2 separate regions of the Homo sapiens genome follow, and region 2 is linked to region 1. A link is an interaction called in ENCODE POLR2A ChIA-PET data of the cell type or tissue named here. Cell type or tissue: Panc1. All regions are shown on one strand.

Evidence for each region. Peaks named below come from ENCODE experiments on the same cell type or tissue, not always from the same donor. Only the 100,000 strongest peaks of a DNase experiment are listed, where the experiment ranks them.
Region 2: POLR2A ChIA-PET joins it to region 1 with 6 read pairs; 2 of 35 experiments call an interaction of 5 or more read pairs at or near these places.

What each region holds. Positions count from the first base shown.
Region 1 is chr9:38,009,917-38,014,916 of GRCh38, reverse strand. All of the region lies in intron 2 of SHB (SH2 domain containing adaptor protein B), which reads left to right. Among named protein-coding and RNA genes, the nearest start is that of SHB, 57 kb to the left of the region's middle. RefSeq lists a silencer at 3,256-3,315 and an enhancer at 4,190-4,822. In Panc1, no CTCF peak of the experiment used is centred here; no DNase peak of the experiment used is centred here; H3K27ac peaks cover 957 bases.
Region 2 is chr9:37,833,999-37,838,998 of GRCh38, reverse strand. The region is part of intron 2 of DCAF10 (DDB1 and CUL4 associated factor 10); the gene reads right to left. It also overlaps the pseudogene MRPS10P5. Among named protein-coding and RNA genes, the nearest start is that of DCAF10, 36 kb to the right of the region's middle. In Panc1, no CTCF peak of the experiment used is centred here; no DNase peak of the experiment used is centred here.

The DNA of each region.
Region 1 (5,000 bases):
AAGAAGGGAGAGGAAGCGGCATTTACTGAGCACTGAGCGTGTGCCGGGTCCATGTCCAGCGTCAGCTTATAGGGCTGTGTAGCCGTGCAGGTTGATTGTTGAAGGATCTGGGTGCACCTTCTAGGCTCTGCCTTTGCTGTTCTCTGCCTCCTGCTCCTCCTGTTCATGGAAGGAGATTCTCTGACCACCAGTGTGGCCTCCAGAACACTTAGCCACTTCGTGAGGGCCAGGGCAGAGAGCAGTGGACCAGAGGGACTTAGGTCCAGACTTCTGGAGCATCCCTCTCATGCCCACTCCCATCTTTCTAATCTCCTCTGGCAAAGCAGCCTCAGTGGGCAACAAGAGGCCAAGAGTTGAGCTTGTGTTTGGATCTGGGGTCCTGAGGGAAGGCAGCCTGCTGTCCTCCAGTGGCTCAGGGAAGCAGGCTGGCTGGGGGAGTCCTCACCACAGATGTGATGCATGCCTGGGCCCTGCGACAACCACAGCCAGTGCATGCCCTCACCTCCATCAGGCTTGGTGAGACACCAGCTCTGTGGAAGCCCCAGGACCAGCTCCAGCCCTTGGGCTGTGGCCTGCGGCCTGCACCTCCCTACAGCTCTGTCAGTCTTGCATTCAGCAGGCGTTGGCTCCGGTTTAAAGGAGCAGTGGTTACAGGAGCGACTTTGGGTCATGTTCAGAATGTCAGGGTGGGGAGGGATCATTGAGGTCATCTAAACCTAACAGCCTCATTTTACAGATTGGGAAACTGAGGTTGGGGCGGGGGGGACAGAGACTTGCTTGAGGACGCACAGTGAATTGATGGCAGAGTACAAAGTATGGCCTGCGCTTTGCAAACTTTGGGGTGGGGTACTGAAGGAAGTGTAGTGTTTGCATCAGATGCTGGGGCACCTAGACATGAGGAAATGGCAGGAGCCCCTGCCAGGGACCAGACTCCATGCTGGGCACTTTGACATATACCCTCATTAAGCCTCATTATGTTTCTTCATCATGAGGCTGAGGGAAACTGAGAGGTTCGGCTCCTTTCCTGGAGTCGCACCAATAGAAGTAAGTGGCTTGCCCTGAGTGCAGAACATGGGACAGGGGCTGAGGTCCCATGGAGCCACAGGCAGGATGTTGTTACAGGAGTCCACACTCGGGAATGGAAGGGGGATGGGAGAGGGCATCTGCTGGGAGCCCCAGTCTCATGGAGGGTTTGCCCCTGCCTGGTGCCTTAGGAATGGAGCCGGAGTTCCCTACTGGGTGCTGCTGAAGACCTCAAAGGTGAGTAGTTGTTCACCTGGCTAGAAATTACCTGAGGAACTTCGGCTTTTTTTGAGACAGGGTCTTCCTCTGTTGCCCAGGCTGGAGTACAGTGGCATAATCTTGGCTCACTGCAACCTTCGCCTCCCAGGCTCAAGCAGTCCTCCTGCCTCAGCCTCCTGAGTAGTTGAGACCATAGGCACGTGCCACCGTGCCAGGCTAATTTTCTTGTAGTTTTAGTAGAGACGGGGTCTCACTGTGTCATCTAGGCTGGTCTGGACTGAAGCAATCCTCCCACCATGGCCTCCTAAAGTGCTAGGATTGCAGGCATGAGCCACTGCACCGACTTTGCCTTTTAAATGAGGGTACACCCCATGGGGTTAGGTCCAAGGCAGGGCAATTTGATTGAGGCAGTTTGATTTAGAACCTCTTAAAGACCTCATGCATTCTCTCTCCAAAGAAGCATTCTAGCATATGCTGCTCTGTGTTTGCATCCTAGCTTGGCAGCTGTGCCCTAGTTTACCCACAATTCTTATTTTTAAGAATATAGGTTATTAAAAGGGGTGTTTTCTGTTTGTAACGATCCTTGCTGAAGCTCCCTTTGACTCAAAATTATTTGTGTGTAATTCTTTGTGGCGTCACCCCAGTGATTGATGGCAGGGCTGCATATGGGTAGGATGAGCCATCAGTGCGTAGATGCTCCAGGAGGCTTGCAGAGCTGACGTGAAGCTTTTCGAAGGGGAGATGGTGGGGGAAGAGAGAGTGGTGCTGGTGATGGCAGTGGAGTGGGAGTGACATGGAAAAAGTTTAACCTTTTAGAATGATCCTTTTTGGATGATATTACATTTTATGTGTATGTGAGCGTGTAACTTGTAGTTACAGGGCATCATCTTGAATAAGTAAGCATAACGCTGACAAGAAGGCTGTGCCCTCCGTGTGCCGCAGGTGGCGTACCTGTACAGGAGGAGCGTGGGCTGGAGTCAAGCAGATATGGGATGGTCACTTGCCACCTGAATGACCCAGGGACCTCGGTTTTCCCCTGCAAAGCAGTAGCCTCAGAGCAGGCAGTCATTAGTGCTTCTAGCCGCTTTGGGCTGCTAACTGGCTGTGCGACGATGGGCAGCACGTTGTATGCCCCCATATTTACTTACATATGGAATGAGGGGCCGGTGATAACAACAACGGGGAGGCAGCTGGTAAGCTCTCTAGTACTTGCTTACAGCACTTGATGTCAGTTCTTAACTGGGTCCTCACCATTACCCTTTGGAGTATAGGCTGCCCACTTGACTAATGGAGAAACCAAGGCACAGAGAGGTTAAAAAACTAGCCCAAGACGTCCCAGCTGGTAAGTCAGTTGTGGGGCTGACTTCCTAGCCTGTTTGAACCATCATGTGGAGCATTCTTTCCAGGGCCTCTCCAGCCTTGGTGCACTGTAGTTTGGTTTTCAGATTCCCCAGCATAGCCGTCTTGGGCAGTGATTCACTGACGAGGCTTTGTCCTCTGTGTCCCTTGGCTCCATGCAGCAGGTGGTGGGGAGATTGGCCCAGCCCTGTGGACTACAGCTAGGATGGAAGGCGTGAGGAAGTGTGCCTGTTTCTCCCAGGGGCTCCTCTCACCCCTGCCCTCTAAATGCCTCAGCTTATCCTCTCCACAGGCTCCAGTTTGTGTCACCGGCAGGAGGTATGTTCTGCTTCCAAGATGGATGCTCAGCCCTTCACAAACCTCCGAGCCCAATTGTCTGGGCCTCACTTGCCATCCCCATCGCCTCTCTCACCCCAGCAGCATCTCTGGGGGTGTCTCCTTAAACCCTACAGCTCTATGGAACCTAGTTGGAGAACTAGTGACCTGGTCCAAGCTTTCTTTTTTATAGATAGGGAAACTGAGGCTCAAAGAAGTTATAATCCTTTTGAGATTTTTTTTAAAACCCACTGATTAAATGTGAAGCTGTCTTGTAAACCAGTGAACTGCCTATCCCCAGAGGTATCAGAGCAGAGGCAAGACAGCCAGCATTGGGCAGTGACATGAAAGGGAGTTGAGTCTCAGATGGGTGGCTGGCTCAAGCGACTTCTGAGGTCTGCATTAACCCTGAGCTCCCAGGATGCCATGTTTCACTGTGATCTGCGTTTTAAGCAGAGTGACTCACTAGTCACCCAGGACCAGCCCCACAAAGACAGCACCTGAGACCAACTGAATAGGAGGGATCTGGGTAGGGCTGGCAGCTTCCTTTCTCAGTGCTGGCCTGGCTAATTGTTCAGTCCTATTTCCCCTTTTCATCTTCCTTGACTCGTCTCTCAAGATCAAATTCTGGTCTTGGCCTTTTCTATGCCCTGCTGCCCATCTGGGCCTCAGTTTCCTTGTGTACAATTTAAAGAGAAAGTACCAGAGCGTTTCTGGGTTCCCTTCATGCCCCATCATCTCTGTATTTGGAATCCCCAGGCCAAGCCTCCTGTTGAGGCAGTGATCAGGCAGCTAGCTTCACAGCCCCTTCTTTCCCTCTTCCCCAGGTCTTGATCCCAGGCTTAAGGTCCCCGGATGCATGAAATCCTGCTGATGCAGCAGGAAGGGCGCTGGACACTGATCAGGCTGACTTGGGTGCCTGGATAGGTCAGGGTGCCTAGCCCACTGAGAGCCGTGGTGTCATGGTAAAATAGGGCCTGTGATCCTGATGCCCATGTGGAAAACAAACTTTGCACATGTGCATAAGATTGTTGTTATTAGAGGACAGAGGGCCTGTTTGTCCTTCCTGTGGAATGCTGTGCTGTTGAATTCTCTAGTTATTCCCTGTAGGATCACCTACCCACCTGGAAGTAGGTTGCACCCTTGCCAGTGCTGGAGCAGGTGGTCCCTGGGCCCTCTGCAGTGCGCTCGGTCATTGCAGGGGCTCCAGGCCGGGCTGTGTTGGAGACTACACCAAATAACCTGGGCAGATACCGCCACTGCCCTCCAGGAACATCCACAGAGCAGATAGGCATGGACCTGGAGTGGTCAGTGGTGGGTGCACTGAGATGAGCATGTGGCTCTCCAGGAGTTCAGAGGAGGGAACAAGGGCTTCCAATTTGGGTGATCCAAGTAGAGTGGGTTGTGGGAGGTGGCGGTGATGAGAACTGAGTCAGGCATCCCAGGCCGAGGGAAAAGCTTGAGAAAAGCATAGAGGTGGGCCCTTGTTGCTAGAGAGGAGTGGCTGGAGATGAGGCTTTTGATGGGATAATGATAGGAAAATCTCATGGGGCAAGAGCATGTAGAGACTGACTGGGATCTGGAAGCCCAAGTTAACCTAAAGGCACAGCGTGTTTTTGTGCCTGAGATCGTCTCTTCACTGGCCTTCAGCCCTAGGAATTCTCAGAGGTAACCAAGGAGTTATGGTGGCATGGATGACAGTCATTAGCTTTTGCAAAGGGCTTCCCTGTGTGCCAGGCACTGCTCCAAGTACTTTCCAGAGATTAGCTCACTTAATCCTCGCCTATGAGGTATAGGGATGTTCATCATCCCCATTTTACAGAGGAGAATACTGAGCCTCAGATTAAATAAGCAGCAGAAACAGAACCAAGATGCACCTTCTGGAGCCCTCGCTTACAACTAAAACACTCTCTCATCTGTCCTGTGTTCCCCAGAGTCTGAGGAATAATTGGAAAATTTAGTTACTTAGGCCGCCTTTTTAGATGTTACTAACCCTTCCTCTGGCATCCTTTATAAAACTGTTCAAAGTGTCATCTCACAGGATGAATCTTTAAGCATTAATTGAAAGCATTTTCACATAATTT
Region 2 (5,000 bases), 180 kb after region 1:
TAAACCTAATATTATCTCAAAAACATATTGCCATTATTAAAGGTTTATTAACAAAATCATGTTTAATGGCTGAATAGTGTTCACTGTATGAAGAACTGAAACCTTTTTTCTTTTTAATTTTTTTTTTTTTGGAGACAGAGTCACGCTTTATCCCCCAGGTGCTCACTGCAACCTCTACCTCCTACATTCAAGTGATTCTCATGCCTCAGCCTCCAGAGTAGCTGGGATTACAGGTGCCCGCTGCGATGCCCAGCTAATTTTTGTATTTTTAGTAGAGACAGGTTTTGTCAGGTTGGCCAGGCTGGTCACAAACTCCTGACCCTCAGGTGATCTGCCTGCCTCGGCCTCCCAAAGTGCTGGGATTACAGGAGTGAGCCACTGTGCCCGGCTTCTTTTTAAAATGAATATGCAATTTTTGGGTGTTTGGATTGCTTACAATTTTTTACTACTAAAAAACACTAAGATGAGCATACTTACAGCCAAATATTAATCACATCCCTATGTATTTCTCTAAGTATATTTCCAGAAAAACATATTGCTAAGTAAAATGAGATTTTTTTAATGTAAGTTTTTTTTAATGTAGCCAAATTGTTCTCCAAAAAATCATACCAATATGGAGTTGCATCAGCAGTTAGGAGAGTGTCCATTTTCCCAAATCCTTGCCACATAGGTCTTTAAAAAAACTTTCTCCTAAGTGCTAGGAAAAAAATCATCTTGTTTTAAGTTGAAACTTTTATGTTTAGTAAAGTTGAAACTTTTTCACATTTATTAGAAAAATATATTTCTTTGCTGTTCATGTTCCTTGCTGATTTTACAACTGCAGTATTATTTTAATTACTGAGTTGTAAAAAAAATCTTTAAAGATAATATATCCGTTTTTCAAACACTGTGCATTGCATATATTTTCCACATATTTCTATCTTTTATATGGTTTATGTTTTCTTCCCATATCAAAATTTTAATTTTTTTTTTTCTTGAGACAGGGTCTTGCTCTGTTGCCTGGGCTGGAGTGCAGTGATGATTATGGCTCACTGCAGCCTTGACCTCCCAGGCTCAAGCAACCCTCCTTGTCTCAGCCTCCTGAGTAGCTGGGACTATGGGCACATGCCACCATGCCCAGCTAATCAAAATTTTAATTCTTTTTTTTTTTTTTGACACACAAGCAGTATGTATTCAACACACTGATACCTGATAGCATGTCAGGAAAAGAGAACAGGCAATGCAGTTTAAGGGGGGAAAAACTGAGAAGTCATAACTACTCCAAAGATGTGAAGGAAACCACAAAAGACATGGACCTGCTTCTACTATAAAAAGAAAATGAAGCACTTCTCTGGGGTTGCTATACCAACTGTTTCAGCCCATTGTAGTCTTGCCTCTTTCAGGGCTTTAGCCACTATTTCATTTCATGGAAAAGCAGACATCTCCTAACAAACAGAGTGACATTTACCAAAAGAAAGAGGGCTTATCAATGAGAAGCTTAGTAAAGAAAAATATTTACCTATGCTTTGCACAATTTTCTTTTCTTTTTTTTTTTTTTTTTTGAGATGGAGTCTCGCTCTGTTGCCAGGCTGGAGTGCAGTGGCGCGATCTCATCTTACTGCACCCTCCATCTCCCAGGTTCAAGGGATTCTCCTGCCTCGGCCTCCTGAGTAGCTGGGATTACAGGCACGTGCCACCACGTTCAGCTAATTTTTGTATTTTTAGTAGAGACGGGGTTTCACCGTGTTAGCCAGGATGGTCTCCATCTCCTGACCTCGTGATCCGCCTGCCTCGGCCTCCCAAAGTGCTGGGATTACAGGTGTGAGCCACCGTGCCCGGCCTGCTTTGCGCAATTTTCAAAAGCCATTATTTCTATGCAATTTTGGGTACTTACTACAGTGCTGGATGCAAAGTTTATGCAGTAAAAGCTTATTGAATGAATGAATCACAGGATAAATAATACAACTAGTAATTTCTTAAGATCATAAATTCCATTACAGTAACCCTGGTAGGCAACTCTATAAAGTTCTGGGCTCCAAGAAGAGGTCAGTGCATGCCATAAATGTGTTTGATCTACTGTGAAGTATATTCACAGTCTTCAAAATGTAACGCTTAAATGAGATAAAATTGGTTGGTTACCACCCCCAAATTAGCATATGCCAGCCTGCACAAAGGTAAATAGCAAAAACTTTAACTGCTCAATCTGAATTAACCAAAGATTCCTTCTAGGAATCTTAAAAAAAAAAAGTAAGGGTGTGAACACTTCAAGCACTTATTTTCAGATGCATCAACTGACATAAATTAAAAATGGTACAAACTAATAATTGAACACCAGTAGCATAACAAAATAGAATTTTCACTCTTTCCGCTTTGAGTCAAAGTGGTTTGCTCATGTTTGTTGAAATCAGAACTGAAACAATGACATGTACAAAAAAGAGTAGATAAAAGTGGTTCTTGCATTAAAGTTCCATTCCCTGCTCTCAGCTGATGAGGGCACGAGAACTCAATAGAGCAGTTAGGGCAGACTCAAATCATCTCAGCTGGAAGCACTCTCCACTTAAACATACTCATCTGGCCCACCCTCATTTCAAATTCAGGCAAAAATGGCCTCCCTGAGGCTTTAAGACTTGCTTTCTTCTTTTTCTTCTGATAGTGTTTCCCAGATTGGCTCCTTGATGTGTTCTGGTAACTGTTCTAATTGTGTCTTTGTTACTTCCATGGCAACCCTTTCAGGTAAGTTTCGCTGAATATATTCCACGTAGACATCTGCTGTGCTTCCAGTTAGATGTTCTAACTCTAAACATCTGTAAAGTGTTCTCATTTCATACTGAACTCCGTGCTTCTTATAAATATGCACTGATATGAGAAGAGTAAATCGCTCTATTTTCCTTGGAGGTTCGTGTACTTTAATAGAGATACCAAGTTCTTTAGCATCAAGCACAGCAAAATATTCATAACTGTCCAATACAGCCTTACCGTGGCGGCGCGGACGGCGTTTGGGGCCGTGTGCCGGCGCCTCTGGCAGGGATTGGGGAATTTTTCTGTAAACAGTTCTAAGGGCAATATAGCCAAAAATGGTGGCTTTCTTCTCAGTACCAATATGAAGTGGGTACAGTTTTCAAACCTACACGTTGATGTTCCAAAGGATTTCACCAAACCTGTGATAACAATCTCTGATGAACCAGACACATTATATAAAATTTTAATTCTTATATTGTCAAGTCCATCTTTCCCTTATAGATTTACCTTTACTGATAATGTTTTTTGTTGTTGTTGTTTTGAGACTGAGTTTCACTCTTGTTGCCCAGGCTGGAGTGCAATGGCGTGACTCTCAGCTCTCTGCAACCTCCGCCTCCCGGGTTCAAGCGATTCTCCTGCTTGAGCCTCCTAAGTAGCTGGGATTACAGGTGCCCGCCACCACGCCCAGGTAACTTTTTTTTTTTGGACGGAGTCTCACTCTGTCTCCCAGGCTGGAGTGCAGTGGCGCGATCTCGGCTCACTGCAACTCCACCTTCCGGGCTCAAGTCATTCTCCTGCCTCAGCCTCCTGAGTAGCTGGGATTACAGGCGCCCACCATCACACCCGGTTAATTTTTGTATTTTCAGTAGAGACAGGGTTTCACCATTTTGGCCAGGCTGGTCTCAAACTCCTGGCATCAAATGATCTGCCTGCCTTGGCCTCCCAAAGTGCTGGGATTACAAGCGTGAGCCACCACACCCGGCCCCAGCTAATTTTTTTTACATTTTTAGTAGAGACAGGGTTTCAACATGTTGGCCAAGTGGGTTTTGAACTCCTGACCTCAACTGATCTGCCCACTTCGACCTCCCAAAGTGCTAGGATTACAGGTATGAGCCACTGCGCCCGGCCCTGATGATGCTTTCTAAAGTAAAACTAGTTCAATGACTTCCATATTTGACAGAAATTATGTGACTGAGACTGAGCACAGTGGCTCACACCCATAATCCCAGCACTATGGGAGGCCGAGGCCAGCTGATCTCTTGAATTCAGGAGTTTGAGACCAGCCTGGGCAACATGATGAGACCTCGTCTCTATGAAAAATACCAAAATTAGCCAGGTGTGGCACGAGCCTGTAGTCCCAGCTACTCAGGAGGCTGAGGCAAGAGAATCTCTTGAGCCAGGGAGGCGGAGGTTGCAGTGAGTCGAGATAGCACCACTGCACTCCAGCCTGGGCGACATGAGTGAAACCCTGTCTCAAAAAAAAAAAGTACGTGATTGAGAAAAATACGTACAAAAAATATTTTCTAAAAAGCTACTGGAAAGTTAAAGTTTTAAAATAAATTGAGCATATTCATACATTTGAAAAGTTTTTAAAAAATAACAAAGATATTTTATTCGGTCTACAGAAAATACTTAATGCACAGATGGATTTAAAACCCCAGTGGGGTTATATTGCTGTAGGCCACAGTGGTCTGAGAGTTTTAAGGAAGAGAGATTATTAGAATGAGAGTTTCAGAAAGATCTCTGAACTGGCTAGGTTTCCAGACTGTTGGACTTTCATAAAAAATAGGGGGATTAGCTTTTTAATTTTTCTTAATAAGGTCATTTAAAAAACTATAATTGTTGCATGAAAGGATATTTTAATACCAAAAATATAGAAAAATATAAAGTTGGAATAAAAGCTAATAGTTTTGAATTGAATAAGTTTAATGAGAAATTCAATACTTTGACTTTAATTGGCTCATTTTTGCCTCAAAATATTACTTATTAAAAACTTTGATATTGGAAGTTGCTGTTTAGTAAAACATAAATTTAAAAAAAGATGGCTGGGCACAGTGTCTCACTCCCGTAATTCCAGTACTTTGGGAGGTCAACAAGGGCGGATCACCAGAGCTCAAGTTTGAGACCAGCCTGGGCAACATGATGTAACCCCATCTCTACTAAAAATATGAAAATTAGCCAGGTGTGGTGACGCCTGCCTGTAATATCAGCTACTCGGGAGGCTGACGCAGGAGAATCGCTTGAGCTGGCGGGGCGGAGGCTGCAGTGAGCCGAGATCGCAC